2 separate regions of the Homo sapiens genome follow, and region 1 is linked to region 2. Evidence: read pairs that join two places in POLR2A ChIA-PET (ENCODE). Cell type or tissue: PC-9. All regions are shown on one strand. Each heading gives the region's core, and the rest is flanking DNA. Links, peaks and the distances in the headings are about the cores only. Region 1 overlaps LOC101928933 (a long non-coding RNA gene). Region 2 overlaps TOR1AIP2 (torsin 1A interacting protein 2).

What was found. ChIA-PET counts read pairs that join two places held together with the same protein. Peaks named below come from ENCODE experiments on the same cell type or tissue, not always from the same donor. Only the 100,000 strongest peaks of a DNase experiment are listed, where the experiment ranks them.
Region 1: POLR2A ChIA-PET joins it to region 2 with 10 read pairs; 4 of 35 experiments call an interaction of 5 or more read pairs at or near these places.

Annotation. Positions count from the first base shown.
Region 1 is chr1:179,930,180-179,946,241 of GRCh38, reverse strand. LOC101928933 (a long non-coding RNA gene) reads left to right here. Exons shown (of 4, transcript XR_241158.4): 2 at 4,361-4,458. Among named protein-coding and RNA genes, the nearest start is that of CEP350, 17 kb to the left of the region's middle. In PC-9, for the core only: no CTCF peak of the experiment used is centred there; a DNase peak (open chromatin) is centred at 7,301.
Region 2 is chr1:179,861,276-179,877,337 of GRCh38, reverse strand. It overlaps TOR1AIP2 (torsin 1A interacting protein 2), which reads left to right. Exons shown (of 7, transcript NM_001199260.2): 2 at 1-99; 3 at 11,484-11,902. Among named protein-coding and RNA genes, the nearest start is that of TOR1AIP2, 8.5 kb to the left of the region's middle. In PC-9, for the core only: CTCF peaks have their summits at 9,199 and 9,398 (motif pointing left); no DNase peak of the experiment used is centred there.

The DNA.
Region 1 (16,062 bases), core at 3,091-11,090, 70 kb before region 2:
AGTGCTGGGATTACAGGCATGAGCCATTGCATCTGGCCTTATATTTTTTTGACACAGGGTTTCACTCTATGGGCCAGGCTGGAGTGGTATGACCACAGCTCACTGTAACCTCAGACTCCTTGGGCTCAAGTGATCCTCCCATCTCAGCCTCCTGAATGGCTGGGACCACAGGTACATGCCACCACACCTGGCTAATTTTTACATTTTTAGTAGAGACCAGGTCACATTGCCCAGGCTGGCCTTAAACTCTGGGCCCAAGCCATCCTTCCACCTCCACCTTCGATAGTGCTAGAATTATAGGCATGAGTGGCCACCATGCCCAGCCTAAAAACCAGTTTCTGAAAAATGGCAAGATGCTTTATATCATTAGCAATCAAGGAAAGACAAAATAAAACCATAATGAGAAGTCATTTGATACTTTTGTCAGAGTTTAAGCCAAACTTTATATCCAGATTTGCAAAAATTAAAAGGTCTGATGTTATTACATGTTGGCAAAGATGTGAAACAGTGGGAGTTTTTATTCACTTCTGAGGGCTGTGTAAGTTGGTACAATGATTTTATAAAACATTTTGGAAATATGCAGTAAAACTGAAGATATGACCATGACCCAACAATTTCATTCAAAATAGTCCACATTCTCAAACTCTTTGTTACTAGACCAATAAGATAAAGAACTCATGCAAGGATGTAAATCAACTATGTCACTAAATATACTATTTAGGGATGAGCTGACTTTTTTTTTTTTTTTGAGACGGAGTCTCACTCTGTCCCCCAGGCTGGAGTGCAGTGGCGGGATCTCGGCTCACTGCAACCTCCGCCCTCCGGGTTCACGCCATTCTCCTGCCTCAGCCTCCCCAGTAGCTGGGACTACAGGCGCCCGCCACCACGCCCAGCTAATTTTTTGTATTTTTAGTAGAGATGGGGTTTCACCGTGTTAGCCAGGATGGTCTCGATCTCCTGACCTCGTGATCTGCCCGCCTCGGCGTCCCAAAGTGCTGGGATTACAGGCGTGAGCCACCGTGCCCAGCCAAGCTGACTTTTTTTAGATAAGACTTCCTTAATGAAGGAGACAGTATGATGATATATATTTTTACACAAGCTTCTTATCTCACTGCAGACTTGGATTAAATGGTTCGCCGCCGTAAGAAACTCACCCAGGTGCACAAGGAGACAAGTACAAGGAATTTTACAGAAGCATCGTTTATAATAGCAAAAATAGGAAATAACATGTCCATCAATAAAAGAATGGGTAGTAAACTGAGGAATATTCATACAATGAAAGACCAAGAAACAGTGAAAATAAATTTAAGGATGTATCACACAAATATAATTTTTAAAAAGCAGATTGCAGGCCAGACGCGGTGGCTCACGCCTGTAATCCCACAACTTTGGGAGGCTGAGGTGGGTGGATCATCTGAGATCGGGAGTTTGAGACCAGCCTCACCAACATGGAGAAACCCTATCTCTACCAAAAATACAAAAAATTAGCTAGGCATGGTGGTGCATGCCTATAATCCCAGCTACTCGGGAGGCTGAGACAGGAGAATCACTTGAACCCAGGAGGCCGAGGTTGTGCTGAGCCGAGATCGCACCATTGCACTCCAGCCTGGGCAACAAGAGCAAAACTCCATCTCAAAAAAACAAAAAAATTAGCTGGGTGTGGTGGTGGGCGCCTGTAGTCCCAGCTACTCGGGAGGCTGAGGCAGGAGAATCGCTTGAACCCGGGAGGCGGAGGTGGCAGTGAGCCGAGATCATGCCACTGCACTCCAGCCTGGCGACAGAGCGAGACTCCGTCTCAAAAAATAAAAATAAAAAGGTTGCAGATAGATATATATAGTATGATGCCACTTCCATAAAGCTTAAAAGCATGCACAGTACTGGTATAGATTATTTAGGAACACATACAAATGTAGTAAAAGATTTTTAAGTGCTGAGGAATAAAAAATACTAAATTCAGAAAAGTGATTACCTCCTGAGGGAGCAGAAGAGATTAATATGTGGTAGGGGTGAACATAGGAAGCTTCAACTATGTTGGTAACATTTGATTTCTTAAGCTAGGTGTGGATACACAGATGATTGTATTATTATCTTTGTAGCTTTTTTATTTTCAAAATATTAAATAATAAATTTTTAAAATAAAAATAAATAATAGAAATTTTAATATACTAGTGGGGAATGGGAGAAAGAACAGCCAAGAAGGAGGCATAAAGGTTACAAGAAAATAACTTCACACAGTTGAAATGATATCCTACTGATTTGAGGCTTAAGAAACTTTTCCTCTTTGTAACCCTGGACAGACAAATACAGTTGTTATTTTTATCGAAGTTTAAGCCAAAATTTAAGAAAAAACAGCAGCAACTACCTTGAAGGTAAATTAGCAGCAGTTCCAGTAAGAAGTAACTACCCCTAGGGAACGGTAGGGCAGAATCAACTCTACCCATCCTGGCTCTAAGCTACTTTTTCTTTTATTTATTTATTTATTTATTTATTTTTGGATTTATTTTTATTTTATTTTTTTATTATACTTTAAGTTTTAGGGTACATGTACACATTGTGCAGGTTAGTTACATATGTATACATGTACCATGCTGGTGCGCTGCACCCACTAACTTGTCATCTAGCATTAAGTATATCTCCCAATGCTATCCCTCCCCCCTCCCCCCACCCCACAACAGTCCCCAGAGTGTGATATTCCCCTTCCTGTGTCCATGTGATCTCATTGTTCAATTCCCACCTATGAGTGAGAATATGCAGTGTTTGGTTTTTTGTTCTTGCGATAGTTTACTGAGAATGATGATTTCCAATTTCATCCATGTCCCTACAAAGGACGTGAACTCATCATTTTTTATGGCTGCATAGTATTCCATGGTGTATATGTGCCACATTTTCTTAATCCAGTCTATCATTGTTGGACATTTGGGTTGGTTCCAAGTCTTTGCTATTGTGAATAATGCCGCAATAAACATATGTGTGCATGTGTCTTTATAGCAGCAGGATTTATAGTCCTTTGGGTATATACCCAGTAATGGGATGGCTGGGTCAAATGGTATTTCTAGTTCTAGATCCCTGAGGAATCGCCACACTGACTTCCACAATGGTTGAACTAGTTTACAGTCCCGCCAACAGTGTAAAAGTGTTCCTATTTCTCCACATCCTCTCCAGCACCTGTGGTTTCCTGACTTTTTAATGATTGCCATTCTAACTGGTGTGAGATGGTATCTCATTGTGGTTTTGATTTGCATTTCTCTGATGGCCAGTGATGATGAGCATTTTTTCATGTGTTTTTTGGCTGCATAAGCTAAGGTACTTTTTCAAACCAGCCAAGAGATGTCATCTTCTTGCCTCAACCCATCCCCACCTCTACCTAAATTCCTACCAGGGAAAGAGGCGTGGAAAAGCAGAACAGCTGGTTCTAAGTAAAAAGAGACTCGAAGATGATGCTAACATTGTCCAAATTGGGATTCACTCAAGCCAAACAATTACATTGTCTTCGATGGCAATTTCGTTAATTGCATTCTCATTACATGTTCTTTTATAAAACAGTTTTCTAGCCTTAAGGGACACATGAAAACTTCTTAGTTTTACGTTGAACTTACTTTGTGTGACTTTAAGAAAAAAATCAAGATATTAAAATTTAGGAGAATTACGGCTGGGTGCAATGGCTCACACCTGTAATCCCAGCACTTTGGGAGGCTGAGGTGGGTGGATCACCTGAGGCCAGGAATTCGAGACCAGCCTGGGCAACATGGTGAACTCCTGTCTCTACTAAAAATGCAAAAATTAGCTGGGCCTGGTGGTTCCCAGCTGAGGCACGAGAATTGCATGAACCCGGGAGGCAGAGGTTGCAGTGAGCTGAGATTGCACCATGCACTCCAGCCTAGGCGACAAAGTGAGACACTGTCTCAAAAATAAATAAATAAATAAATAAATAAAATTTAGGGGAATTAAAAACTGGAAATTAAGTTTTTCAAGTATACATCTCTCTAATAATAAAATAACCACTTAAAGTGAAAAAAGGAAAAAAAAAGAATGATTAACTAGTAGATCCACTCTAAAAGTAGAGCATCAAGCATTAGTAACTCTAAATAAATAGAAAATATGTTTTAGAATTTGAAAACATTAGTGAGGCAGATGGTATCTTCCAAAGATGGTTGCACCAATATATTTCATCCCACATGTTTTTCTTATAATGTGATGTTGACATTTCTGCATTGAGAGATGGGGTCTGAGTTCCCTCTTCTTGAGTCTGGGTGGGCATTTGTAATGGCCTCAACCAATAGAAGACATCATAAATGGTACAATGTGACCTCAGAAGTTAAGTCATAAAAAATTCAGATTCTGCTCTGTTTTCTCTTTCTAGGGACAAATGCTTTTGGAATCCTGATCTGACATGAAAAAAGTTCACCTGAAGCTGCCATCCTGGAAGACTATGAGATGGAGATGCCCAAGAAGCCCCAGGTATTCCTAATCCCAATTGTTTAAGTCTTTCCAGTGTTAACCACCAGACATGTGATGGATTAAGGACTCCAGATTATTCCAGTTCCCAGCTGTCTTAGTCAGGGTTCTCCGGAGAAGTTATCACATGATTACAGAGGCTGGCAAGTCTGACGTCTGCAGGGTAGACCAGCAAGTCAGAGACCCATGGAAGTTGATGTTGCAGCTCAAGTCCAAAGGCAATCTGCTGGCAGAATCCTCTCTTCTGTTTCCTCAGTGTGTTTTTACTTAAGAAACTGATTGGATGAGCCCCACCCACATTATGGAGGGTAATTTACTTTACTTAAAGTTTACTTATTTAAATGTTAATCTCGTTTAAAAAATACCTTCAAAGCAACATCCACACTGGTGTTTAACCAAGTATCTGGGTCCTATGACCTTGCTAAATTGACACATAAAATTAACCATTACACCAACCATTAAGCTACCCCAGCTAACACCAACTGGAACAGCAACAAGCCGCTCCACCAAGTACGCCCAAATTGTAGAATTGTGAGCATAATAAATATTGTTATTTTAATCCACTAGCTTTCAGGATAATTTGTTATTCAGCATTAGTAGCTAGAAGTTATATTTGTAAACCATAGTCTATTTGTATATACATTTGTTGTTTCATTCCTTTTTTTTGAGACGGAGTCTCGCTCTGTCACCCAGGCTGGAGTGTAGTGGCGTCATCTTGGCTCACTGCAAACTCCGCCTCCCTGGTTCAAGTGATTCTCCTGCCTCAGCCTCCCAAGTAGCTGGGATTACAGGCACCTACCACCATGGCCAGCTAATTTTTTTTTTTTTTGTGTGTGACAGAGTTTCCACTCTTGTTGCCCAGGCTGGAGTGCAATGGCGCGATCTCGGCTCACTGCAACCTCCACCTCCCAGGTTCAAGTGATTCTTCTGCCTCAGCCTCCCACGTAGCTGGGATTACAGGCACCTGCCACCAGGCCCAGCTAATTTTATGTATTTTTAGTAGAGACAGGGTTTCACCATGTTGGCCAGGCTGGTCTCAAACTACTGACCTCAGGTGTTCCACCCCTCTCGGCCTCCCAAAGTCCTGAGATTACAGGCATGAGCCACCGCATCTAGCCTCATTCACTTTTATTTTCACATTTGTTTTGGGCAGGAAGGACATTAAAACATAATCACTAAAATTGGGAGCCAGTCAGAATGGAGCAGAATCAGAGGCCCTCCTTATTGGACTGGGTGTAAGCTCCTTGGTTGTTAGATTTTGGAAATCAGCAGCTATTTACCAATCACTGTGGAATTATGTTAATATTTAAATAACAAAACCAGTGCAGGCTAGGTATCAGCTAAGCATGAGGTATGATACCTTATTGCAGTGTTTTCAGTGGGCTTTAGCCCATTTATTTGATCATCCTAATAGCCTTAGAAGAAAAACACAGCAAGACTTTGCCTTTGGTGAGAATGCACTGGACAACCTAAGCAGAGTCTGTTTTTCACTGGGCAGATCTCCAGGTATGAGTCTATCTCAACAACATTGTGTTTGTCTCATGATGGATGCTACTCAGCCCTGAGACCGCAACTCAACTCAAAGGAATTGCCCTGAGATTTTGAGACTCTGTGGGAGGGCACATGATGGAACCTGTTGCTGATCAGATACCTAAAACACAAAACACATAAAAAATCATGTAGAATGTACCTTAAAGTTCTTTGAGTATTCAGCCATTTGGAGTGACAGATAAAATACCAGTAAGGAAACAATGTTTGTCTACCACACAGAAAAAGAGAAACTTGAAATTTGGGCTCATCAGTGGCTCAGAATCTCACTCTTCTAAATATGAAGTTAACCTGACCATTGTGAAAAGCCATAGCTTGGAACAGAAGAAACTCTAATTAAACAGAGTCTAGTAAAATTAAAACAGGGCCCTTTACCTCATTGACTTTACTTACAATCTCTTCTTGGTAAATATGAAAACAGATGGGTTCTGCTTTATTGCTAGGTAACAGTGTATTGCTATCTATGAAAGTCAAGGCATCACTCCAGGGAAAAGATCAGAGAGATCTTCAATCTACCTTGTGCCTAAATGAATTTAGCAACAAACAAGCCTAAATAAGCACAAATTCATTTTGGATGGTCTGGGAATTTATTTCATGACTTTAAAAAAGATGTTAAAATCGACACCCCAAATAATCTATAATTATAATTAACATTGATTTTGCACAAACCAGTTGCTGAGAATGAAATTCTTGTGATAAAATAGCTCAGGGTTTATAAGGGCTTAAAACTTTCATAGTTCAGTAGCAGGGTATTGTTGATCTAACCTACATCTGATTGCAAACCTTGTACTCACAATGACTTGCCCTGTGACTCTAGAATAACGAATTTAATCCCTGTGGACTTAGTATTAGCAGGAATTCTAATTTTAAGGTATGTATCTTTTTTTGAAGTATAGGATACATCTTGAAGATTTAGTGGAACTATAGGACAAACAGCTAAATCACCACCTTGTTTGAGTTATTGGTTCATAGTGGTTGGGAAAGGTAACTAGGATTTAGGAAGTACATGCTGTAATATGTAAAGATGACAAAAAAGAATAAAGATGCCCTTCACAAAGTTAGTTATTCACAATCAAAAATAAAACAACTTGTTTAATGCAGTGCTGTGCATTTAGCTGACAGTTAATAAAAACTCATTGAATGGACGGGTGAATTAATTCATCCATCAGTGAGATAAGCTAGGAGGAACTAGCTGGAAATCCAAGGCAGAACAAATCCACTTCTTAAGTATCTGGTTGTTCAGAACAAAGTAGTTTTGGGGATTAAATTACATGTCTGGAATATTGCTTCAGATCCACGTTTCACTTTTGTTGGCTAATCTCTCCTTAAGATTAGTAGTGAAGTGCTCTTGGAATAAAGCCAAGCAATGGAGTTAGTTTCTTCCTCCTTTATTTCTGGTAAGGTCAAAAGCAAACTGGGATTTAGCAAACCTGAGGCTGGCTTTAAACAAACAAACAAACAAACAAAGACTTAGAATCATAGACTCATTTACTGTAGCAATTGTGAGACAGAAACAATGGGTATATCTTAAAAGCATTATTTAAAAAAAGCATTGTTGAGTAAAAAAAAATGAAGTTGCTTAAATGATGTTTGTAGTCTGACATTTACATAAATAAAAGCCAAAATAATTCAATGTATATGTACAAATCTATAACATATATAAAAATGGTAAATTCTGGTGGTGGGGAGATGAGGCCAATTTTGATCCATTTAATTGCTATGATTTGCTTCCATTTTGTTAATGTCTTCAACAAGATTTGTGAATCAGACAGCCAATATATTTAAATCTAACTACTAAGTCTTTCCTATTTCTCTAAATTAAGTTTTATACCAGTTAAGAAAAAGAGTACTTCTGAAATGTGTTATTTGGGAATGTTTTTAAGCTTTAAAAATTATGTTTTCCTACATTTAATCTTTACAAACCTTCAAAGATTAGTTTCTTTCAATGTTGAGTATCTTCTTTAATATATTCCCAATGGGGGCTTCCTTGAAGTAGTGTAGCTAACAGGCATGGTAATCACTTTAACTATACAAAGGCAATGCCTTATTCTTAGAACACTCTTAAAAAGAAGAGTGTCTCTCTTAAGAGCATCTCTCTGTTTTGATGCTGATTTATAGCCTAATAATACAAATGAAATATGCAATGGGACATCTTATAGCAAGACAGCTGCAATTTTTTAAAAAGCTGAAGGATATGTCAGAATGAGGTTATATGTAATCAAACCAGGTTATATTTTACAAGGGATGAATCACCCTATTTACAGGCAGTGGAAAGTTTTAAACTTTTGACAGGAGATTTTCTGTGGTCCTTCCAAAAACAGAAAAAGGCAGCTGGGTGCCCAGCCTGGAAGAAGACCCTCAGGTTTTAGTGAGACTCACTGACTACTAAAAACACTCCTGGAATCCCAGGACTGAGTGCACCCACCTGTTGAAAAAGGAATGAGAATCTGTGAGCATTTGGTTACAAATCCTACTGCATTAACAGAAAGCCCACAAAATATTATAAAGGGGAAAAAGCAGCTGAAAAACTGTCAGGCAGAAATAAGAGTAATAATGAAGTGGTAGCTGGTTTTGGAAATATATGTGATTACATGTATTATTAAGCAGGAATTGAAAAACATTCTAACATACACTGATCATGTATTAAATGTGTATATATTCTAATTTTCATTATATATATAAATGGTTATAACATATGTATTCTATATAACACATATATGACAAACACTTGTATAACCTCTAATAACCTCAATACTTTCATATATTTTGTCTTGTTTAATTCTTATCAAACTCTATGATATATTACCATCAGTCCTCTTTCACAGATAAGGAAATTTATTGGAAAGGTGAAATGATTTGCTTATGGTCACAAGGTTGGAGAAGTGGTATAGCTAGAATTTGAACCTCCCTTTTCTGAATCCAGAATGTATAACTATTCCATTACACCACGTGGCTGTGCAAAGCCATTCTAAGAAAGACTGCCTGCATGTCCTATAAACTTCCATGTACAAAAATCAAGGACTTGCCTTGAACCCTTGAACTGGGCCAAACTGTACACTGCCAACCACAACATCCTGGAAAATATTGATGTTGTCCCATAGATCCCATATACTTTGTTCATTCCTTTTCATTTCTTTTTTCTACTCTGACTATATTTTCAAATAGTCTGTCTTCAAGCTCACTGATTCTTCTGTTCGATCAATTCTGCTGTTGATGCTTTCTATTGCATTTTTCATCTATTGTAATTTGTAGTTCCAGGATTCCCGCTTAATTTTTGTGTTTATTGTTTCAATCTCTTTGTTAAACTTCACTGATACATTTCTGAATGGATTCTCAATGTTTTCTTGAAGTTCATTGAACTTCCTTAAAACAGCTATTTTGAATTTTTTGTCGGAGAATTACACATCTCCATCACTTTAGGGTCAATCTCTGGCACCTTATTTTGTCTGTTTGGTGAGGTCATATTTCCCTGAATGCTCTTGATGCCTATGTAGATGCAATGATGTCTGCACATTGAAGTATTAGGTATTTATTTCAGTCTTCACGGTCTGGCTTTATCTGTGCCTGTTCTTCTTCAGAGGTCCTTCCAGGGATTCTAAGCAGACTGACTGATATGTTCCCTTAGGCTGTGATTACTGCAGCTGTCCCAGCACTAGAAGAGACTCTGAGCCCAGGCTTGCCATTAGTCTCATGAGGACTCCAAGGTTGATGGGGCTTTCCAGATGGACCTGGAGAAGATCCAAGGAGGGTACTGGGACTGTGTGGGAACACTGACAAGGGACCTGGATCCAGAAGACTATGTCCCAGTGGCCCAGCAGATCTTTGCATAGACAAGATGAGTCCCCAGTTGCAGTGAAAGAGGCCATTTCCCCATAGCATTTTGACTTGGGGAACTCCAGGGCCCTTATCAGTTTCTGTTAGTCCCTTCAGCTCTCATTCACTTAATTGGCTGAAATTTTCTTGGAAGCCCACAAAGCTCGAATTTCTTTCTTCCAAAAGGGGGAAATGCAATTACTACTGGAAAAAAACTACTATAGAGGGAACCCTCAAGGAACTCACTGTACTTTCCATCTCTATATTTTCAGTTCTTGAAAACAAGGAGAAAGTATCACCTAGTGAAACATTTCAAGACCTACTAACCTCTCTACTCTGAAAACTTATGGTCCAAATGCACCACAGATATTGACTGTTTTCATTCAGCACAACCAATTAACATACAAATAGATGAAACAAAAAGACTTCCAAACATTAAACAATTTGATTCCCTTATACTAGGAAGCCATTCAGGGAATCAAACCAATTTTTGAGGACTACCTCAAGCAGGGACTAATTATTCCATGCACTAGCCCAGGTAATACCCCCATTCTATGAGTACAAAAACCTAATAACCAGGGATGGAGATCTGTCCTGGACTTAGAAGCCATCAATAACATTTTAATACTCCATTATCTTGTTGTACCTAGCCTGCATACATTACTATCCGCCATACCACCAGGTAGTCAGGTTTTCACTGTGATTGACCTCTGCAGTGCTTTTTTTTCTTTTTTCTTTTTTTTTTTTAATCATCCTTGTTGATCCAGCTAGCCAGTATCTTTTTGCCTTAACACGGAAAGGACAACAATATACCTGGACAGTAATGCCTCTGGGGTATGCTGATAGTCCCAAATACTTCTCCCAAGTCTTAAAAACAGACATAGCAGATTTGGCACTTCCTTTGCATTCTGTTCTCATAAAATATGTGGATGACTTATTACTTTGTTCCTTTACCTTAAAGGCTTCCATAGAGGACAGCCACTGTCTATTAAAGAAAGTAGCCACTAAAAGCCATAAAGCTTCAAAAGAGAAGCTACAACTTTCTCTCTCACAAGTGAAATATTTAGGACATCTAATTTCAGGACAGGGTCTTTTGCTCGATCCCCAAAGAATAAAATCAATCTTGGGCCGGGCGTGGTGGCTCATGCCTCTAATCCCAGCACTTTGGGAGGCCGAGGTAGGCAGATCACAAGGTCAGGTGATCAAGACCATCTTGGCTAACACAGTGAAACCACGTCTCTACTAAAACAACAACAACAACAAAAAAAATTTACCTGGGCATGGTGTCATGTGCCTGTAGTCCCAGCTACTCAGGAGGCTGAGGCAGGAGAATTGCTTGAGCCTGGGAGGAGGAGGTTGCAGGGAGCCGACATTGCGCCACTGCACTCCAGCCTGGGTGACAGAGTGAGACTCTATCTCCAAAAAAAAAATCAATCTTGGCTTTTCCTGTTCCCATGACCAAAAGACAACTCTCTGAGTTCTTGAGATTAACAGAGCACTAGATAATGAATCTCAAATTTCTCTGCCATGGCTCAGATTCTGTATTACCTCCTAAAAACGGGCCACTTTGAACCCCTACAGTGGCCTGAGAAGCCTTCTCCTCTTTTGAAAATACTGAGGAGAATCTTCTTGGGCCCCCTGCATTAGGGCATTCTAGAGTCTCCCCCTTTCCGTTTTTGTTCATGAACAAAATGAAAATGGCTTAGGGGTTTTTACCTGAAGGCATGGAGACCATCAGTCCCCTCAAATATTATAGCCAACAGGTCCTGGGGCAACATGACTCCTATCCTATATGTGAGCTATCATAGCCACTGCAAATTTATTAAGTGCGATCAAATAATTAATGATAGGATCTCCATTAATTTCAATCCATACCTCCAACGACTCACTGCTAGCAGACTCACTTCTTATAGATCCTATTATTATCATCCCTCTAATGTAACTATTGATTGCTGTAACTCTTTGAATCCTGCCACCTTATCTCTTCTTCCTTCTGACGAGACACCACATGACTATATAACACTAACCCCCAGAAAAAACCTATAGGAAGTCCCCATTCCAAATGCTGAATTTGTCTGGTTTACTGATGGATTCTACCTTGAAATACCTCAGGGAAATGTCAAGCTGGCTATGCTGTTGTCTCACTGTCTGAAACCATTGAAAGTGGTTCCCTACCCAAGACTACTTCTGCACAGCAGACAGAACTCTTTGCTCTCTCCTAAGTATCCTGGCAATTAATAAGACTGCAAATACCTATACTGATAGACACTGTGCTTCTGGGGTCAAACGTGATTTTGTTATGCTCTGGAAACAAAGATTTTCTGAACTCTACTGGCCAAAAGATTAAAAAAAACAGTGACTATGTCCTGAAATTACTTGATGCTACCTAAAAACCTAAATCTTTAGCAATAATTAAAATTCCATGACACACAAAAAAAAAACTGATTCTAAAGAAGGTAAAGGAAATGACTTGACTGACAGAGCTGCAAAAGCTGCAGCTTCTATGAACCAACCACCCAAACTCAATACTCCTTCAGATCCTCTAATGGCCAATGCAATATAATCAAGACCTGTATCCACAATGCATGACAGCCCCCAAATTGAAAAAAAGATAGGAAAACTGAAGAATGTTTTCATGACTCTAAAACCAGCTGTGATGGTTAACATTAATATTAGGTGTCAACTTGATTGAATTGAAAGATGCTTAGGTAGCTGGTAAAGTATTGTTTTTGAGTGTGTTTGTGAGGGTGTCGCCAGAGGAGACTGACATTTGAGTAGGTAGACTGGGAGAGGAAGACCCACCCTCAATGTAGGTGGGCACCATCCAGTTGGCTGCCAGCATGGCTAGAACAAAGCAGGTGGAAAAAAGTGGGATAAGCTGGCTTGCTGAGTCTTCTGGGTTTCATCTTTCTCCCATGATGGATGCTTCCCTCTGTTCCCCCTGCCCTTGGACATCAGACTTCAGGTTCTTTGGCCTTTGGATTCTTGGACTTACACCAGTGGTTTTCTGGTGGCTCTTGGACCTTTGGCCACAGACTGAAGGCTGCACTGTCAGCTTCTTTGCTTTTGAGGCTTTTGGACTCAGACTGAGCCACTACTGGCTTCTTTCTTCCCCAGCTTGCACACGGCCTGTAGTGGGACTTCGACTTGTGATTGTGTGAGCCAGTTCTTCCTAATAAACTCCCTTTCATACATCCTCTGGAGAACCATGAGTAATACACCAGCCTATAGCATGGGCTCCATAAGAGATCAGTCTTGCCAGGGGGCCTCCAAGATCAAATTTTAGATTATATTAATCACTTAACCCATTGGGGATAAAATGATAATATTATTGGAAACCCTCCCCAAAGGTTGCTTCTCAAGTTTAGCAAAGTTTAGCAAAGATCCCAAGTCTGTCCCAAATACAACCCTAGAAAACATATTCATAGTTCCATAGGGTGTTTTCCTTTAGCTTCAGGATCTTTTGAGATATGACAGATGGATTTTATCTAGCTACTACCATCTCAATGATATAAATTTGTTTTGGTTATGATTTATATGTTTTCCCACTGGGTGGAAGCCTTTCCCCATTGCAGACTAACAGCCTAAGCAGTAAGTTAAATCTTATTAGGAAAAAATAATCCCCATATGGGGTGTACCCTCAGAACTGTACAGTGACGAAGGCACTCATTTTGCTAGGCAGAATATAAAATCAATATGTAAAATTTTGCCTATTCTGCATTTCCACTGTGGCCACCACTGACAGTCCTCTTGATTAGTGGAACATACTGATGGAACAATTAAGACTCAATCGGCGCCAGGCACGGTGGCTCACGCCTGTAATCCCAGCACTTTGGGAGGTCGAGGCGGGCAGATCATGAGATCAGGAGATCGAGACCATCCTGGCTAACACAGTGAAACCCTGTCTCTACTAAAAATACAAAAAAAAAAAAAAAAAAGATTAGCCGGGCGTGGTGGCGGGCACCTGTGGTCCCAGCTACTCAGGAGGCTGAGGCAGGAGAATGGCGTGAACCGAGGAGGTGGAGCTTGCAGTGAGCCAAGATTGTGCCACTGCACTCCAGCCTGGGCGACAGAGCGAGACTCCGTCTCAAAAAAAAAAAAAAAGGACTCAATTGGCAAAATTAGTTGAATCTTTCAGTCTGTACTGGCCAAAAGTTTTGCCCTTGGTGCTGTTTAATCTTAGACCTACCCCTTTTGGAAAACATTGGTTATCCCCATTTGAGATAATTACTGGAAGACCCATGCACTTTATGAATCAAATCTAATCAAAGGTCACGTGCTCACCTACTGTAAGGAACTGGTCCAGGTGTTATAAAAAAATTTGTTTTTCAAGGCTAAGTCTCCTGAACGGACATCTCAATCTGATGGTTATCTGAAATTAAAATTTACCAGGAACCACTCTGCTGCTCAGTCTTGGAATAAGAAGCAGGCAACGTGAGAAGCTGACAGCTGGCCCAAGTGTCTGGCCCCTGCCTGTATAAGACTCCAAAATATTACTCACTCTTTATTACCCTTGTTCTAATTTTTATCCTAATTATAGAACTACTTTATCTGTCATTGAAAGTCTACAAGGACCACAACAACATGTGCCAATCCTTGTACTTCTGCCAAAATAAATTTCTTTTCTTTCTTTTTTTTTTTTTTTAGACAGAATCTCACTCTTTCGCCTAGGCTGGAGTGCAGTGGCATAATCACAGCTTACTGCAGCCTTGAACTGGGCTCCAGCAATCCTCCTGCCTCAGCTTCTTGAGGAGTTGAGACTACAGGTGCACACCACCACACCTGGCTAACTTTTAAACCTTTTGTAGAGACAGGGTCTCACTATGTTGCCCAGGCTGGTCTCAAACTCCTGAGCTCAATCTGCCTGCCTCGGCCTCCCAAAGTGCTGGGATTACAGGCGTTCACCATCATGCTCAACCTTTAAAATGGGTTTTCCTAAATAATTTAAACCTCACATGAATACCTTTTCAAACCTGGGAGAACTTATTTTTAAATCACCTCTTAAATTTTTCCCCCCAAAAAGCAACAATGGCTTACAACAAAAATATTTCACTGAATTGTTTACAGAAGATAATCCATTTTCTAAGTATATTAACAAAATTTACAATTTATTAATTTTAATAAAAATTCATACATGTCTTTTGGTATCTAGAAAGCTGACCTAGTGATTCAAACAGAAAAGATTAGATTCCTGAAATACACTTCTGATTCTATCACTGACTCATTGTGCAGGCTTAAGCAAGTTATCTAATCTCCTGGTATCTTAGTTTCTGCACCTATAAAATGGAGGTAATAATATTTGCTATAAGATAACATCAGCTATGCACTTGAAGAACCTCAGATGGAAGGCGCCAGAAATATGTTGCTATCTGCAGCATGACCTCATACTGTCTGAGAAATGGACCTTACCAGGCTTGTTGATTATCCCAGCACCTTACTTCCAAACTTCTCCTGTTCAACTTACTTTTTTACTTTATTCGTTTCTATTTACCGGGTACTCTTTATGTATTTTAATTTCATTGGCTGTTTTTATTGTTTTGAGGAGAATTGATACTTTGAAGAAACCATGAAACTAAAACTTTAATTTTTTTGTTTAAATTATTATGTTTAAAATTTGAAACAAATTTTTTAAAGCACTTAACTTTCCAATTATGGGAGATGGCTGTAGCTATGAGAGTTATATTAGCCTTATCCATTCATTCCTCTTGTTTACTTAGAGTTTATTTCACATTAATGTTAGCATGCACATATTTACATTACTCCCTGTATACTTTACAAAAGCTTTAAGGCAGATGTTGAGACTGCTATAAATTTGGATGTTTGTGTTCCTTTTCTGCAGGAACGAGATAACAGGTGATATAAGGGCAAAGGGTTCATTGCTTAGAGCTAAATCTAAGCTTAACCTATAGTCCAACCAGCTAATACATGTAGATCTCCTTTGGGCAAACTGCAAAGGTCAAAGGGCCACCTTGGGAATAACCAGATGACTTAAAAAAACAGAACTGCTGATTCAATAACAAAACTTAGAGGTAAAGCCAGAGATAGGAAGTTGGCTGCATTTTCTGAACACAAAAGTACTTCGTTCCCTCTCTCTGCCAACTTGCTTATTCAAGGCTAATGAAAATATTTCAGAGGAGCAAACCTTTGGTCTTTGGAACTTGCCTGTTAACAATAGAAAGCTTAATTCTTTGGAACTATTTCCAAAGGAAAAGATTTCATTGGAATTTGCTCACTCAGATCTTATAT
Region 2 (16,062 bases), core at 3,777-11,776:
AACTCCTGGCTTCAAGCGATTCTCCCACCTCAGCCTCCCAAAGTGCTGGGATTACAGGCGTGAGCCACCACGCCTGGCCTCACTCAAACAGTAAACGAGGTAGGTTGGGGGTATATTTTTGTTTTGGGATAAAAAGAAACTGAATCTTATAAATATTAAATGGGTTAAGATGTGAGTAAATTTTTGGGTTTAGACTTTAAGGTGAGAAGCCGAATTATTTTAGGGTTCGAAATGTGAGTGGGAAATTTGCCTACTAGTGTAGGCGGCGATTACTCCATTCCCAACATGCCTAGGTTCTCGACATTCATAATCTTAATCCTGAAAAGATAATACTTAAAAAAAAAAAAAATTGGTGCTAAAAAGGGCAAAGTTGAAGTTTTAGTAAGACCTCCTACCATTTTGCTTACATATTATATATGTACCATTCTCCCAATTGTATTTAATACCTGATGAAAAAGTTTGTGCCTTTTCCTTCTTTTAACAAATTTCATAGTACTCTCTACTTTATGAGTAATGCTTAATTATCAGACTTTATACTGTTACACAGATCCAGAAATGAGTTACATAGATTAAACATACTGGCTTTGTTTTACCTGTCTTTAGGTTTTAACACATTTTATTTTGGATCTGTATGAGAGATCCTTTCTTTGTTTTAAGCTGTGGCAGTTATCCATGTTTTTTGAGCTTTTTTTTTTGAGCACAAGATGAGGATATAAAAGGCCAGTGGAAACATTTAATAAAAAAAGGAACTTCATGGTAGAGTAACTACAGATGTTTTTGGAAGACTTTGTGTGGATTAGAATAGTTTGAAAAACTAACATTTGTTATGAAAACTGAGTGCCTGTCTTCAGTAATGTTTATTATGCTGAACGTGCAGTCCACAACTTGATTACCTGTTTTTCTGCTGGTTTGTTACGCAACCTTGCGTGACTCATTTAAGAACTATTTTATCTAGTTTCTTTCCTAATGTAGAGGTAATGCTAGCTTGAGAGCTTCAATAATTTATAAATAAATTAACTTCAGAATGTAGCTAATTATTTGAGGATTATTGGGTGTTTTAATAATGTATTGTATCTTGTATATAACTTATTTTTGCCTAAGAAGTAATTTCTGTATTCCATTCATTTCCATGGAACACAGAAGTCAAAATTCTATTCCAGGAAAGTCCACACTTCTTTGAAGTGCCACTTGAATTTCCTGAAGGAATGTTTGCTTCAAAAAGCCTTGTCTGCTTTATCACTTTGAGGTTGTTCACTAAGTCAACTGTGAAGGCCCATAAACTTGGAGATTCGACAACTTCCAAAAAAATTTAAAGAATGAAGAATTGGCTGTTTTATTTACCATTTAGAATTTTGATTGTGTTAAAATTTCATTAATATTTCTACATCATATGAACTACTGGATTAAACTGTGTCCTACAAGAAGGAATTCATAGGGCGATCATATATTACCATAAATTTTGCACAGAAATCAAGCACTTGGGAATAAGGAAGCGTGTCCCTAACATTGGTAATGAGCATAGACTGGAGTCATAGCTGGGTTTGAATTCCTATTTTGTTACTGTGTGGGCTGTTTTCCTCTTTACTAATATTTAAAGGAGCTGGCACATGATTTTTTTTTTTTTGGTGCCATGGCTCTGGTATGAACTGTGCACATAATTTTGGTAATCGAAATTTCTGGGAAGAAAATTCACCTATAACTCCACTACCTCAACAAATCAAATTGTTTGATTTTTAGAGATTTTCCTTCAGCCCTTGACCATGAGTATCTATCATGTAAATGTAATGACATTTTTGGAAAAAGTCAAATTTTGAAACATTGGTGTCTTCTGGGGTTTTAATTATATAAATGAAGCTGTCTGGTTTTGCCTTTAATAGTTCAAATAATAATTATTTACGGTTTTTGAGGACTTCTTTTGTGCCCCTGTGGTTGCCAGTATTGCACATTATCTCATTTGATCTTCACACTGCCTCTTTCATCTAAGTACTATTATTCCATTTTGTAATTAAGAAAACCAAGGAAAAAATTAGCCAGGGGCTGGGTGCAGTGGCTCACGCCTATAGTCCCAGCACTTTGGGAGGCCAAGGTGGGTGGATCACTTGAGGTCAGGAGTTTGAGACCAACCTGGCCAACATGGTGAAACCCTGTCCCTACTAAAAATACAAAGAAATTAGCTGGGCGTGGTGGCGGGCACCTGTAATCCCAGCTTCTCGGGAGGCTTGAGGCAGGAGAATCATTTGAACCTGGGAGGCGGAGGTTACAGTGAGCTGAGTACGCGCCATTGCACTCCAGCCTGGGCGACAGAGCGAGACTCCATCTCAAAAACAAAACAAAAAACAAAGAAAACCAAGGGCATAGAGAGAGAGAGAGAAACACCAAGTCAGAAGCTGGAGCAGTCATTCAGGTCTAGGCAGTCTGACCTTAGAGGATAGTGCTATATTGGGTTCTATATTTGTAGATTTGCTTTATGGATGTTAGGTCATATTTGTAGATTGGACTTGATCCTGGAGGCTGACTTATAACTTTCTTTGTATAAAAGTAACAGTATTTACAGTTTTTTGTTTGTTTCTTTTTTGAGATAGGATCTCTCTCTCTTATCCAGGCTGGAGTGCAGTGGCACAATCACGGCTCACTGCATCCTTGACCTCCCAGTCTCAAGTGATCCTCCTACCTCAGCCTTCCAAGTAGCTGAGACTACAGGCACACACCACCATACCTGACTAATTTTTGTATTTTTTGTATGAACAAGGTCTCGATATGTTGCCTAGGCTGGTCTCTGAACCGTTGGGCTCAAGCAGTCCTCTCCTGCCTGAACCTCCTAAAAGGCTGGGATTATAGGCATGAGCCACCATACCTGACTACAGTATATTTTGAAGTACTGTATAAAGGTACTTTATAACTATTTTTTCTTTTCTTTTTCTTTTGAGACAAGGACTTGCTGTGTTGCCCAGGCTGGAGTATAGTGGCACTATCATGGCTTACTGCAAACTTGAACTCCTGAGCTCAAGCGATCCTCCCACCTCAGTCTCCCAAATAACTGAGACTGCAGGCACACACTGCCACACCCAGCTACTTTATAGTGAACACCAGAGTCATCTGGCAAATCTGTTAAAACATAAATTCCTGTAGGAGGCTCTCAGAGATTCTGGTCTAGTGGGTCTAGGTTGGGGCCTGAATTTGTACTTTTAGCAAGCTCCCAGGTAATGCTAGTGATTCCCAGCTAGTGAGTTTAATATAGTAAGGAAACAAACACTTGTTGTCCATATTGTTGACTTGATAGTTATACCCCAGTAGCACTGAGCATTCAGATCTTGGTTTTTAAAGGAACTAGGACTTTTTAGAGAAGTGGCTGATTTAGTGCGGGAGCAGAGAAAATACAAGATGAGCCTGAAAAATCTTATGGTGCTTGAAAGTAAGGAAATGCTACAAAAAGTTAGGGACCTTGTCGAAAGGACCCAAGAGCCAACTTGAAGGAGTTCCTGGTATCCAGGTTGGAACAATTTGAGCAATAAAATGAATAATGATAGTATTGGACTTTAACCCATAAAATAAAATGAGTTCATACTGATATTGCTGAGTGAATAAATAAGTAGGGGAGAAGGGACAACTCTAACAGAAGAATTCCATTTAATAAACATAGAAGGAAAGAAGGAAATACAAAACCACCATTAGGGAAACAGTACCATAGTAGTTGTTGCAGACAAAATCCAGTTAGAGGAAAATCAGAATATTTACATAGTCTCAAAGTATCTCTCCCAGGATAATTATTAACTACAAAGAAAAAATAGTAATCCGACAGTGGAGGTACTATGTTAACAAAGTGATCAAGGTTAACATCACCAGTAATGAGACAAGGACATCATGAACCCAAAGAGGCAGTGAGAAGGACACAGCGGCATTTCTGTGACGTTTGTTATTCTTGCCAAAAATGCATAATCTTTTTATCTTTCTAATCATGATAAAATATTGTAAAACTCTAAACTGAGGAACATTCTACAAAATAACTGGCCAGGTCAGGTGCAGAGGCTCATGTCTGTAATCCCAGCATTTTGGGAAGCCAAGGCAAGAGGATCGCTTGAGCCCAGGAGTTCGAGACCAGCCTAGGCAACATAGCAAGACCACGTGTCTATTTTTAAAAACAAAAAACACCGAACCCAAAATAACTGACCAGTATTCTTCAAAAGTGTCAAGGTCACAAAGACAAGAAAGGGTCACAAATGACAGGTAAAGACTGAGGAACTGTCATAGACTAGACACTAAGGAAAAATAACAACTAAAAGAAATCGTGAAATCTGAATATGGCCTCTAGTTAATTGAATTGTGCCAATGTTGATTTCTTGTTTTCGATAACTATGCTTTAATTATGTAAGATGCTAGATGAAGGATATAATGGAACTGTGTGCTATTTTTGCAACTTTTCTGTAAGTCTAAAATTAGTTCAAAATAAAAAGTTTAATAAAAATATGTTGACTTGAAGTAGATACTAAAAGTGATTAGGGAAGTTGAACTAAACCTGGCAGTCAGTTGTGCCACCCACTGTCAGAAATCTTAGCAAACTCTTAGATCCTTCGTGCATAGCTTAATACCTCTACGTGGTCAACCGAAACTAGAGATACAAGTCAAAGGAGTTGGGAGGGAGTATGAAAAAGGGTAAGTAGGAAAGGAAGGCTTTCTGCACTCAGAAAATATCTGTAGAATTTGATCTGCGCCAGGCATTCAATTCCTGTGTAAAAAACAATTCCCTAAGGAAGTAGAGTGCTTTTTGTTCCGAGGCTAGTACTTTTTCAAACTTCTTTCAAAAATCTAGAATAAGTCACCAGTTAGTGAAAATACAGAGAAACGAAAAATTGTGAAAATAATAATGCTGGGATATTATGACAGTGGATATGGTACAGAGGAGTGGGCAAGACTTAGAAATTTAGTTTTAGACAGACAATAAATAGCTAGCACAAGTTATAGAAATACCTAAGCTTGGCACCAGATCTGACTGTTGAAAGTTGTGTATTAGCCTTAAAGGTTTGGCTGCTGGTGTTTTGAAGTGAAATTGTAGACAGAATTTGGACCATGGGCTTTTGGAGCATTAGAGCAACATAGATAGAAATGTACCAGTAGGTTTCCAAACCAGTTGTTCTCCTTTATGGCCATGCCCCTCAAAAAGTATGGTAGCAATGCATACACACCTGTTTCGTTTGTCAGTTCCTGGGGCAAGAGAGAGGAGAACATTCTGCAGCTATTTTCTAACCTTGGGTAATATTTTTTATTTGGCTTCTCTGTTCTAAAGAGGGAACAGTGTGTGTACTAAATAGTACTGAAGATTGTCATCCATATGCCTTCTCTCAGTGATCTCAAGATTGCCAAATTAAAAGTAGTTTCTCACAAAACAAGTTGACTTTTTTCCAGGAGCATTTTATTTTCAACAAAAAATTATTTTAGATTATATGAATTCAAAAAGAAGAATGATTCCTTTTTTCATACTCCTTAATCTCTCATTATCTAAGGTAGTTGTGAAATAGGAAACTCTTAAGATTTCACTTTGTGTATGAAACTTATTGGAGAAACCATCTCATACAAAAAAAGTTATGATTATTGATTAGCCTTGACTGTAGTACCCCCTAGAAGAAAATATTTAAAATGGGAATTCAAGAGAGTTTAAAGCATTTATACTTTTTCTATGTGCCTATCTTGATTTTATGTATCATATGAGGAATTGGTTGAGGCTGAAGTCTAAGGGATAAATTGCCTGGAAAAGTCATTCCAATCCAGACTCAGTCTGAAACTTAATTATTATGCTACCACAAAAAAGAATAAGGGAATTTTTATCTATTGAAGGCAGATTTGAACTTACTAACATACATTCAGGAAATAGCAAAGAACAAGATAGACTATTTAGAGAAGTTAATTAAAAAGTTGCCATGGTTAGTTGATGTAAATTTCAGTGGATTAAATAGAACTACATTTTCTATTTTGGTGTGAAAGTACTATTTTCTTTTCTAAATTTTCTTTTAATAAAGTTTCAGGAAGGATCTTAAATTTATTTTAGTTTACATACACAAAACCCCTGATTTGTATTTTCTTTTGTATAGCATTTGTGCAGTAGAGAAGCTCCTCAAATTTTGTTTTTTTGCTCACTGTTTTTAGTGAAGGAGGTTTGAAAATACAAGCATCCCAGCTTTTGCTGTGGGCCTCCCTAAATTTCCTGTGATCTCTACAGGGGATCTTTTTATATCCCTCTAAGAGCCCTTAGCCTACAGGGGATCTTTTTATATCCCTCTAAGAGCCCTTAGCCTTCACCTAAATCACTGGTTCCAGTCTGGATTCCCTAGACATCTAGAAGTCCTGAATGATTTTCTTTCTGTATCCATAGTACTTGGCATTGGGCCTAGCACATGGTGCGCTCCTCAAATAAGTGAAACAATTATGTTTAACAATCATAAAGTAATGGTAGTTCTCAAGGTATTTTTATTTAGCATTTCTAAAAACCTAATGATAGTCATATACTTACCTTAAATCAGCTGCTTAGGACTTAAGCTAATGAAGTTGAGAAAGGAAGCCAGTTTTAGGATATCCAGATCTTTCCAACTCTGTGTTATAGGGATATAAAGTATTTTGTCTAATTTAAAATAATGGAAGTTTTTAAACCAAGGCTAGTAGCATTAGTTTTTTGTTTTATTAGAACTTCTGTTTGGCAGATCTACATATCCGATTACTAAAAATGAGAAAACGAAATTATTACAAGACTGCAGATTGTTTGGACATCTTTCCAAAATGGAGGAGGAGGGGTGGGATTGGAAAAAAGTTACCTTTGATAGCAAAATGGTTAGGAACCATAGTGCCTAATGGTCCTGAATCATTTCAGATTCCTCTAGGAGTTTAAAAGGATGTACCATCTTTTTGGAAAAAAATGCACATGTGTATGTAAAAAAAATTTTTTTTTTTTTGGAAATGGAGTCTCACTCTGTCCCCCAGGCTGGAGTGCAGTGGCGCGATCTTGGCTCACTGCAAGCTCCGCCTCCTGGGTTCACGCCATTCTCCTGCCTCAGCCTCCTGAGTAGCTGGGACTACAGGCGCCCGCCACCACGGCTGGCTAATTTTTTTGTATTTTTAGTAGAGACAGGGTTTCACCATGTGTTAGCCAGGATGGTCTCCATCTCCTGACCTCGTGATCCACCCGCCTTGGCCTCCCAAAGTGCTGGGATTACAGGCGTAAACCACCGTGCCCAGCCGTAAAGATTTTTACATGTAATTTCAGAGGATTCAGGACTCCTGGAAGTTTATCCTGTATTTTTTGGTGTGGAAGTGAAAAATTATGAGGGGTGATTTCTCCCACCGCCAATATTTATTCATAGTGGAAGAGTATCCTTTGGCTTTGTGAGCAGATTAAATGAGTTAATACGAATAAAGTGTTTAGAACAGAAAATAGCACTCCATAAGTGTTAGCTACTAAGTGTTATTATCTGACAGAGGGTTACTGTATACTGTTTAATATCCTGCCAAATAAAGTTTTCTGAGTTGTATATTGCTTGGAGGAACTGTGCCTTTTTCTAATTTGTACAAAGGCGTCATGTGAAATAGCAACTTCCCTACACAGAAATTCATGCCTTCAGAGAGTATGCTAAGATAAACCCTCTTTTGTACAACCATTAGGTAGGCTTCTTTTACCTTATTTCTATGAAGAGATGGTTGCTTAAAATTTTGTGAGGAAAACAAAGATCCATATCCTTCTATATTGCTCTTCTTTATCCCAATGTAAGTTACCTGCTTTGCCTCTGAGCAGATTAACTGCTACTGGTCTTGTCCACAGTGTGAAAGTTTGGTTTTGCTTATTAACCTCTTTCTCTTTTAAACATTATAAAATATTGAATAGAGATGCTGTAAGCTATTAGGATTTATGATACAGTGGGTATTCTTGTACCTTCACCCAGTTAAAGAAAACAAAATTACAATTATCTTTGAAATTCTTTGAATGCCCTCCATCCCCCACCCTTCCCTCTCCCATCAGAGGTAATAATTATCCTCAGGTTTGGACTTAATACTTCTTTTTTTTTTTTTAAAGCTTTATTGCAGCCGGGCACGGTGGCTTACGCCTGTAATCCCAGCACTTTGGGAGGCTGAGGCGGGCGGATCACCTGAGGTTCGGAGTTCGAGACCAGCCTGACCAACATGGAGAAACCCCGTTTCTACTAAAAATACACAGTTGGGCTGGGGTGGTGGCTCATGCCTATAATACCAGCACTTTGGGAGGCTGAGGCGGGCAGATCACCTGAGGTTGGGAGTTCAAGACCAACCTGACCAACATGGAGAAACCCCGTCTCTCCTAAAAATACAAAAGTAGCCGGGCATGGTGGTGCATACCTGTAATCCCAGCTACTCGGGAGGTTGAAGCAAGAGAATCACTTGAACTCAGGAGGCGGAGGTTGCAGTGAGCCAAGATTGCACCATTGCCCTCCAGCCTGAGCAACAAGAGTGAAACTCCGTCTCAAAAAAATATCCCTAAACAACACATTAATTTTATATCCTTTTGAAACTTTATGTAAGTGGAAAGTTTATATAAGAATGTGTGCATGTGTTTATTTTTTTCCTTGTGCTACTTGCATTTTTTTTTTAAGCTCAACATTCTTGAGTTTCATCTGTGTTTAGAATGACAGTATCCTATTGTACAGCAATACCTTAATTTATTCATTCTCCCGTTCGTGGCCATTGTGGCTGTTATTTTGCTATTACACAGTGCTACCATGAATATTTTTATTCATGTTTTTAAATGTACAGGTGCAGTTTCTCTAGGGTATGTGCCTAAGAGTGCAACTGCTGAGTTATAGGAAATGCACATCTTCAGTTTTACTAGGTAATGCCAATTCCAAAAGTGATTGTACAGATTTATAGTCTTGTCATTAGACTATAAGAATTCAAGTTACATTTTATTTTTGTCATTTATTCATTCCAGAAATATTTATTGGACACTATAGCAGTAAATAGAAAGGTAAAATGTCCTGCTTTCAGGGAGTTTATATTTTAGTGGAGAAAAATAGCCAAAATAAATAATATAGCAAAATGGTACCTGTTTTATGTGAAAAAAATAAAGCAAGCCTAGTAGTACTTGTTATTGCATTGCTGATAGAGCCATATGGGGGGATTTGAGGCTAAGGGGATGGGATATAACCAAGAAGTCCTGTGTTTCAGGTGGTGATTGACATGAACAGAGATATAGGTATGAGATTGGTCCTGATGCTTTCAAGCAGATAATTGAAGCTGTATTGAAGCTGTGAGTGTTGGGGTGGGGATAGGGGTTAGGAATCTTGCCAGGAGCATTTTCCCAGGCCCCTCTCTTCACTCCTACTCATCCAGTAGCTCTAAGGCTAAAGAATGAGTGAGGAAGCTGGTAATGGGTGGTATTATTTTGAGCATTTGGAGTTCTGGGGCCCCCTGGTGGCTCTTGCCTACAGAGGTTTAAAGGACCAGGAGAGGAGGGAAGACTTGTCTGAAACATATGGAACGGTGGAGTTCTCTTGATGCAGGAATACTTGGAATTCTAGTGCTTGTTTGATTCTTGAAGTTGTAAAACTGAAGGTTGGGGAATGGATGGAATTATTCTGAGCACTTGGAGCTTTAGGGCTTTCTCTTGACTCCTACCAATAGAGTCCTCTGGGAGGAGTGGTTTTTGCTATAGTATGTGGAACCCCCTTTGTCAGTTTTTGTAGTGTGGTAGATGTGAAATAGTATCTTGCTGACACTACAATAGTATCTTGTTGCATTTACTTGATTTCACTCTAAAAATGTAAAATCTGATCAATTAAATGTCAGACTTTTAATTTTTTATCTTTTGTGTTTATCCACCATTGTGGGAGTTTTATTCGTCATCTCTCTGTACCATGACTAGAGACCCAAGATTTAATTCAGTAGCTGAAGCTTTCACTGGTAGCTCTTGTCAGCAGACCCTCAGGGAAATCTATTATGCCCTGTGCTATCAGCACCAAGTATCTAGTCATTGAGTCGGAAACCAAGCCTTTTGTCCACTCTGCCTGAGGAACTGAATTAGTAGCCCTCACCCGTACATTGTTACCTAACCTCAGAAAACACATCAGTATGTCTACTTGACTCTATTTCACCCGCTCTGGGACTTCCATCAAAATATGGGCCCCATGTTGTCGTAGCACTATCAGAGCCTCTTCATTCGCCTTTTAAATTTACCATTTTAAAATCTGAGAATCACAGCTATTACTTCTGTAAGGAGAGTGCTTTGGCTTACCACAACTAAGGCTATAATTCCTTCTATTTTTCAGGCCAGATCTTTATATTTTAACTCATGCCCTCCCCAGCGTCTCTTATTACTCTCATAGGATCAAGTCTCAGAATTTACAAAAAGAACATTGGAGAAAGGCATGGTATATATAGTATTCTGATTCTGTGATACCCTCTAGGTGGCCTTCTAGTTGCTCCATACATCCTACTGTCCCACCTTATTTACATGCTACATCCAGTGTCATGAAGGAATGCAAAGATGATGATAACATCTGCAAATTCCAACTTATTTACTATGCATTTTCCAAGAATAGCTCAGGACTATTGCTCAGGGCTGTGCCTTACTTGCCTTCTCAGAATGACACGGTGTATAAACCAATAAAACTAGGTGGTGGGCACCCGGGCACGGTGGCTCACTCCTGTAATCCCGGCACTTTGGGAAACCAAGGTGGGCGGATCACCTGAGGTCGGGAGTTCGAGACCAGCCTGACCAACATGGAGAAAGCCCGTCTCTACTAAAAATACAAAATTAGCCGGGCATGGTGGCACATACCTGTAATACTTGGGAGGCTGAAGCAGGAGAATCGCTTGAACCCAGGAGGCGGAGATTGCAGTAAGCCAAGATTGTGCCATTGCACTCCAGCCTGGGCAACAAGAATGAAACTCTGTCTCAAAAAGAAAAAAAAACAAACAAGAATAACAAACAACTAGATGGTGAGCAATTAGACTTGCCCCTCTTGATTTTTGACTTTTTTTTAGCCTTCAAAAGGATTTCATTCAACTTTCTATGGTTAGCTTTTAAGAATATTATCTAAAAACTGTGTAAGCTTTTTTTTTTTTTGGATGGATTGAAACCTATTATGGAAAGGCTGTCATCATTAATGTTATCCCATACATTATGGGGATACCATATGTGGCACCCATTTCACAGAAGAGACGTACAAGAGATCGCTAAGTTTTACCAGGTTAGACGTGATTATACAGACCTTATTATTCCCAAGGCACACATGGAGTAAAGAAGAAATATAGTCCTAAGAAATTAAGCTAGTCCTAGTATAAATGATCCAGAATTCTTCCTAGTGCCAACATATCAGTTGGTTTGAACCCATGTTAAATAGTCATGGGAAAACCCATGAGACATTTCTTATCTGCCTTAACTAACCTGAATAATTTCCAAATGCATGTTTCTAATAATAATGTGAACAACTGCAAAACCCATGAGTCGTCTGAAGTTTTATCATTTACAGGTATGTGACGCATTCCCAGACTCTTCAGCCAACTGAGCATCAGCTTCTTCACAGCAATTGGGTCCTGATTAATGTCCTCCCAAGACAGACTTCATTGGATCCACGATCAAGAGGACTCTGCCAGGTTTTTCTGACCCCTCTACATTGCTATAAAGTGCCAAGGCCTTAAGACTTGGGTACGTGTGTTACAACGGCAAGAGTGCCAGCGCCAACAAAAGACCCATTGGACCTGTCAGCTCCTCTGTTTCACCAAGCAGACACAATAACCTTACCAACAAAGCAGAGTAAGCCAAGTGCCTCTGTGTGACACCACCAGCAGCTGATGACGCATAAGAAAAATATAACTAATTTAGACTAGAGCCCTATCTCTTCTTGAGAAGCTGGGATTTGAAGGAGCTATCCTGAGATCTGTACTGCTAGTAAGTGACTGATAACATTATAAACTGGATCGGTCCCTGAGTTCAGAGACTGAGTTGCAATTGAGTGAAAAATAGACAACGAAATCTTGAAGAATTGCACGGAGGTGCAAGCCAAGTTTATTTGGCTCTCCAAATAATATTGGTTGAACTAAGAAATTGGTAAACGAAACCTGTAATAGGACTGGTGTTTGGGCGTCTCTCTCTGTCACTGTTGTCTCTTGCTGTCACATTGCTGTCTGTGTTGTCTTTCTAGGTCCAGATGTTTTCAGATAATTCACATTGCCCTGATTGTGGACAACAGTGGTTCCCTAGTTTAGAACTAGGCCACTGGTTGTACCAAACTGAACTTGTTGAAAATGAATGTTACCAGGTATTCTTAGACCGTATTAACAGAGCTGATTATTGTCCTGAGTGTTATCCTGATAATCCTGCTAATAGAAGCCTTGTTCTTCCTTGGTCTTTCCCACTTGAGTGGGCTCCCCAGAATCTCACCAGATGGACCTTTGAGAAAGCTTGCCATCCATTTCTTCTGGGTCCTCCACTGGTTAGAAAAAGAATACATGACTCTCGAGTAGCTGGTTTTAACCCTGCATTACAGTTAATCTTGACCAGAACAGATAAAACCTTAAACAAAAAACTGGGCCAAAACAAATAGCTTCTATAATAGTCAAAATTGTCAAGTCTAGAGGCTTTTGTGTAGGTAGCCCAAGGAAGATGGAAAAATAATTCATTTCTAAGTCTGACCCAGATTGTCACTACTTTGGGAACTGCTTAAATTGTTGGATCTGCTTCCGTGGCCTATACATATTTTATTCACATGAATTTAGTTAGTATTCCAGCCAGCCTGTTCATCTAGACTGAGGCTAATCTGTTCATCTAGACTGAGGCTAATCCGTATTTCCTATAAACTGTTTTGGAACTAACTTACCACTCCTAAAAAAATTTCTGCAACCTAATGAGTGTCATATGACAAAGTAGTCCTAGAGGGGAAGTCCTATACTGTGTGCTTCATAGTGGTATTTCTAATGATAACTTTTGTGGGAAAGCAGCCTCGTTATAGCTGGATCCTAGATTAGTCCAGTGAATTTTAATAAGAAATTACACTGTTGTAAACTCACCTCTTATGCATTGGTCAGTGATGAGATATATATATAAATAGATAGATAGATAAAATTTGCTCTTATATAGCCATTTATTCATCATTGGCCCTGTTTGGCCCATCCTCAGTGTGGCTGTGAGATTATTGATAACTGGTCACTGTCAGATAAATCACATTCTATTAGGAAACACCTATATAGGTTATGCAGAAACATGCAGAAATGCCACCTGTCCATACTTACGTGGCTTTACATAAACAAAAGACTGTCTTGTCTTTGTGGTGACTGAATTTACAACGTCCTCCCCTGGAAATGGAAAAGTACCTATCAGGAGATGTATGACAAAAGAAATTATCAAGCCTGACTTCATATATATTATGAACAGTCTAGAGGAAGCATCTTTCTTAGAACTAAGGAGGTCTGCTGAACATTGGCCACATTCTGGACTTTCATGAAAATCATGGACCCAGAGTTGGGGTTAAGCCACTTAGAAAAAGCTGTTGAAAACATCTCAAAGGCCACTGAACAATTTTTAAATTACACTTAACATGCCAGGTATCTAGGTATCTAGTGCTTTTAGCAATATTATCAATATTATCAAGGTCCCAGCTTCTTTGTGTCCTTCCCCCTTGCGATCCTCTTTTTTTTTTTTTTTTTTTTTGCTTTTTAAAAAATAGTGACAGAGTCTTGCTGTATGACCCAGGCTGGTCTCCAACTCCTAGGCTCAAGCCATCCTCCCACCTCGGTCTCCCAAGGTGCTGGGATTACAGGCGTGAGCCACCCTACCCGGCCTAGGATCCATGTTTGCTTTTTATCGTTAGGTTTTTTTTTCTCAATGAGTACAATATGACTTCTTGTTGTAACAGACATTTTAATCCCTAGGAAAGGCTGGAAGTAGAGAGCAAAAGGCTTTCTTTCAAGTCAGTGTTTTATTTGGGAATCAAGTCTTTCCCAAAAATCCCTAGCAAATTTCTTCTTACATCTCATTAGAAAGTACCAGTTTACAAGGGAGCCTGGGAAACCTTGGCAAAGGGGAATAGGGTTAGCATTGCCTGGGTAGGCCACATTGCCTCCATTGAAGAAATCAGGGCTTTTTTTTTTTTTTTTTTTTTTTTGAGACAGAGTCTCACTCTGTCGCCCAGGCTGGAGTGCAGTGGCAGTCTTGGTTCACTGCAACCTCTGCCTTCCGGGTTCAAGCAATTCTCCTGCCTCAGCCTCCCGAGTAGCTGGGACTACAGGTGTGCGCCACCACACTTGGCTAATTTTTGTATTTTTAGTAGAGATGGGGTTTCACCATTGTTGGCCAGGATGGTCTTGATCTCTTGATCTCATGATCCACCCGCCTTGGCCTCCCAAAGTGCTGGGATTACAGGCATGAGCCACTGTGCCCAGCCCTTTTTTTTTTTTTTTTTTGACGGAGTCTCGCTCTCTTGCCCAGGATGGAGTGTAGTGGCACGATCTCGGCTTACTGTAACCTCCACCTCCTAGGTTCAAGCAATTCTCCTGCCTCAGCCTCCTGAGTAGTGGGGATTACAGGTGCCCGCCACCATGTCTGGCTAATTTTTGTGTTTTTAGTAGAGACGGGGTTTCACCATGTTGGCCAGGCTGGTCTTGAACTCCTGACCTCAGATGATCCACCTGCCCTGACCTCCGACAGTGCTGGGATTACAGGCATAGCCACCGTGCCTGACCAGGGCTCTTTTAGCAAGGAAAACGTGAGGAATGAATGGCTGTTGGTGTGCAACAAATCATACTTGCTACATGTTGTGAAACCTGAAGTTATTTGTTAGTCTGTATGAAGAATGTACCCCAGAGATGCACCCTGTATCTGCCTTATGTCTCTTACAATGGAGGTTCTCTCCTGTTATATTGCTGAATAAACTATGTGAACTGCTAAATTGACTGAAGACTAGTTAGTTTATCACTAACTCTTTAATGAAGAATTTCACTATCCTACAACTCCTCCTAAAAAGTGAAAATTTACTTTGAGAGAGTGCTTTCGAGAATAGTATTATGATCAGTATTATTGCCCCTAAATTTTTTAATTATTAGAGAATGCTTATGTTACAAGGACATATACTAAGAAACATTCTACAAATGTGAAAATTTAAATATCAGCAAAATAGAGAAAAGGTTTTTGTTTTTGTTTTAGTCAATATCTCCATTAAATAGTAAGATCAGATTAAAAGGATTTATATCATTGATTTCTCAAATCAATACCTAAGCAGTACCTGTGAGAGCTTGTTTAAAAATGGAGATTTCTTGGTCTGCTTTAGAAATTTTGATTCCTCAGGTTGCTTGTAGGGCCCAGGAATCTGCATATTATAAATAACACCTCATGCCGGGTGCCATGGCATGTACCTGTTACCACAGCTACTTCAGAGGTTGAGGCAGCAGGATCACTTGAGCCCAGGAGTTCAAGACCAGCCTGGGCAAGATAGTCAGACCACTGTCTCTTTCAAGAAAAAAAAACAACATAAAAGATATAAATAGTACCTTTGGAGATTCTGATGCAGGTGCTCTCTAGACCATACTTTGAGAAATGCTGTAGTAATATGTCCATAGTGTTTACTTATCTGGCTTAAAAGGATGGGAGCAGAATACTCATAGTACTGCAAGATAGTACCATTTATTTGGTAATACTGGCTATGTAAAAAGAGATTTCATGTCAGACTGAAGATCACTGTTAATAATTTAGGTCATAACTCAGCCACATTTTTCTCATTAATTAAACTAATCAGGAATGTTTCAGTCTTCTTCACAAACAGTTTTGTTCAGTGTCATTATAAACTATGTGAATATATGGGCAAGAAAAATGAATCAAAAATATTAATTTTAATATTAAGAGGGTTACTTTGCCTTCAAACATCACATACCTGTTATATGATAAGCTGTCAGAAATCAACATCATGTAGTAGAGCTCATAAAATTGAGCAAAGGAGAAAATTGAGGAAGCCTTTGAACAAAGCTTTTCACCTTAGGTCTTTCTAGTATGTCTTCATATGGCTTAAAATATTGCAGGTTATTCTAGAATACTCCATAGTTGATATGAATAATGAATTT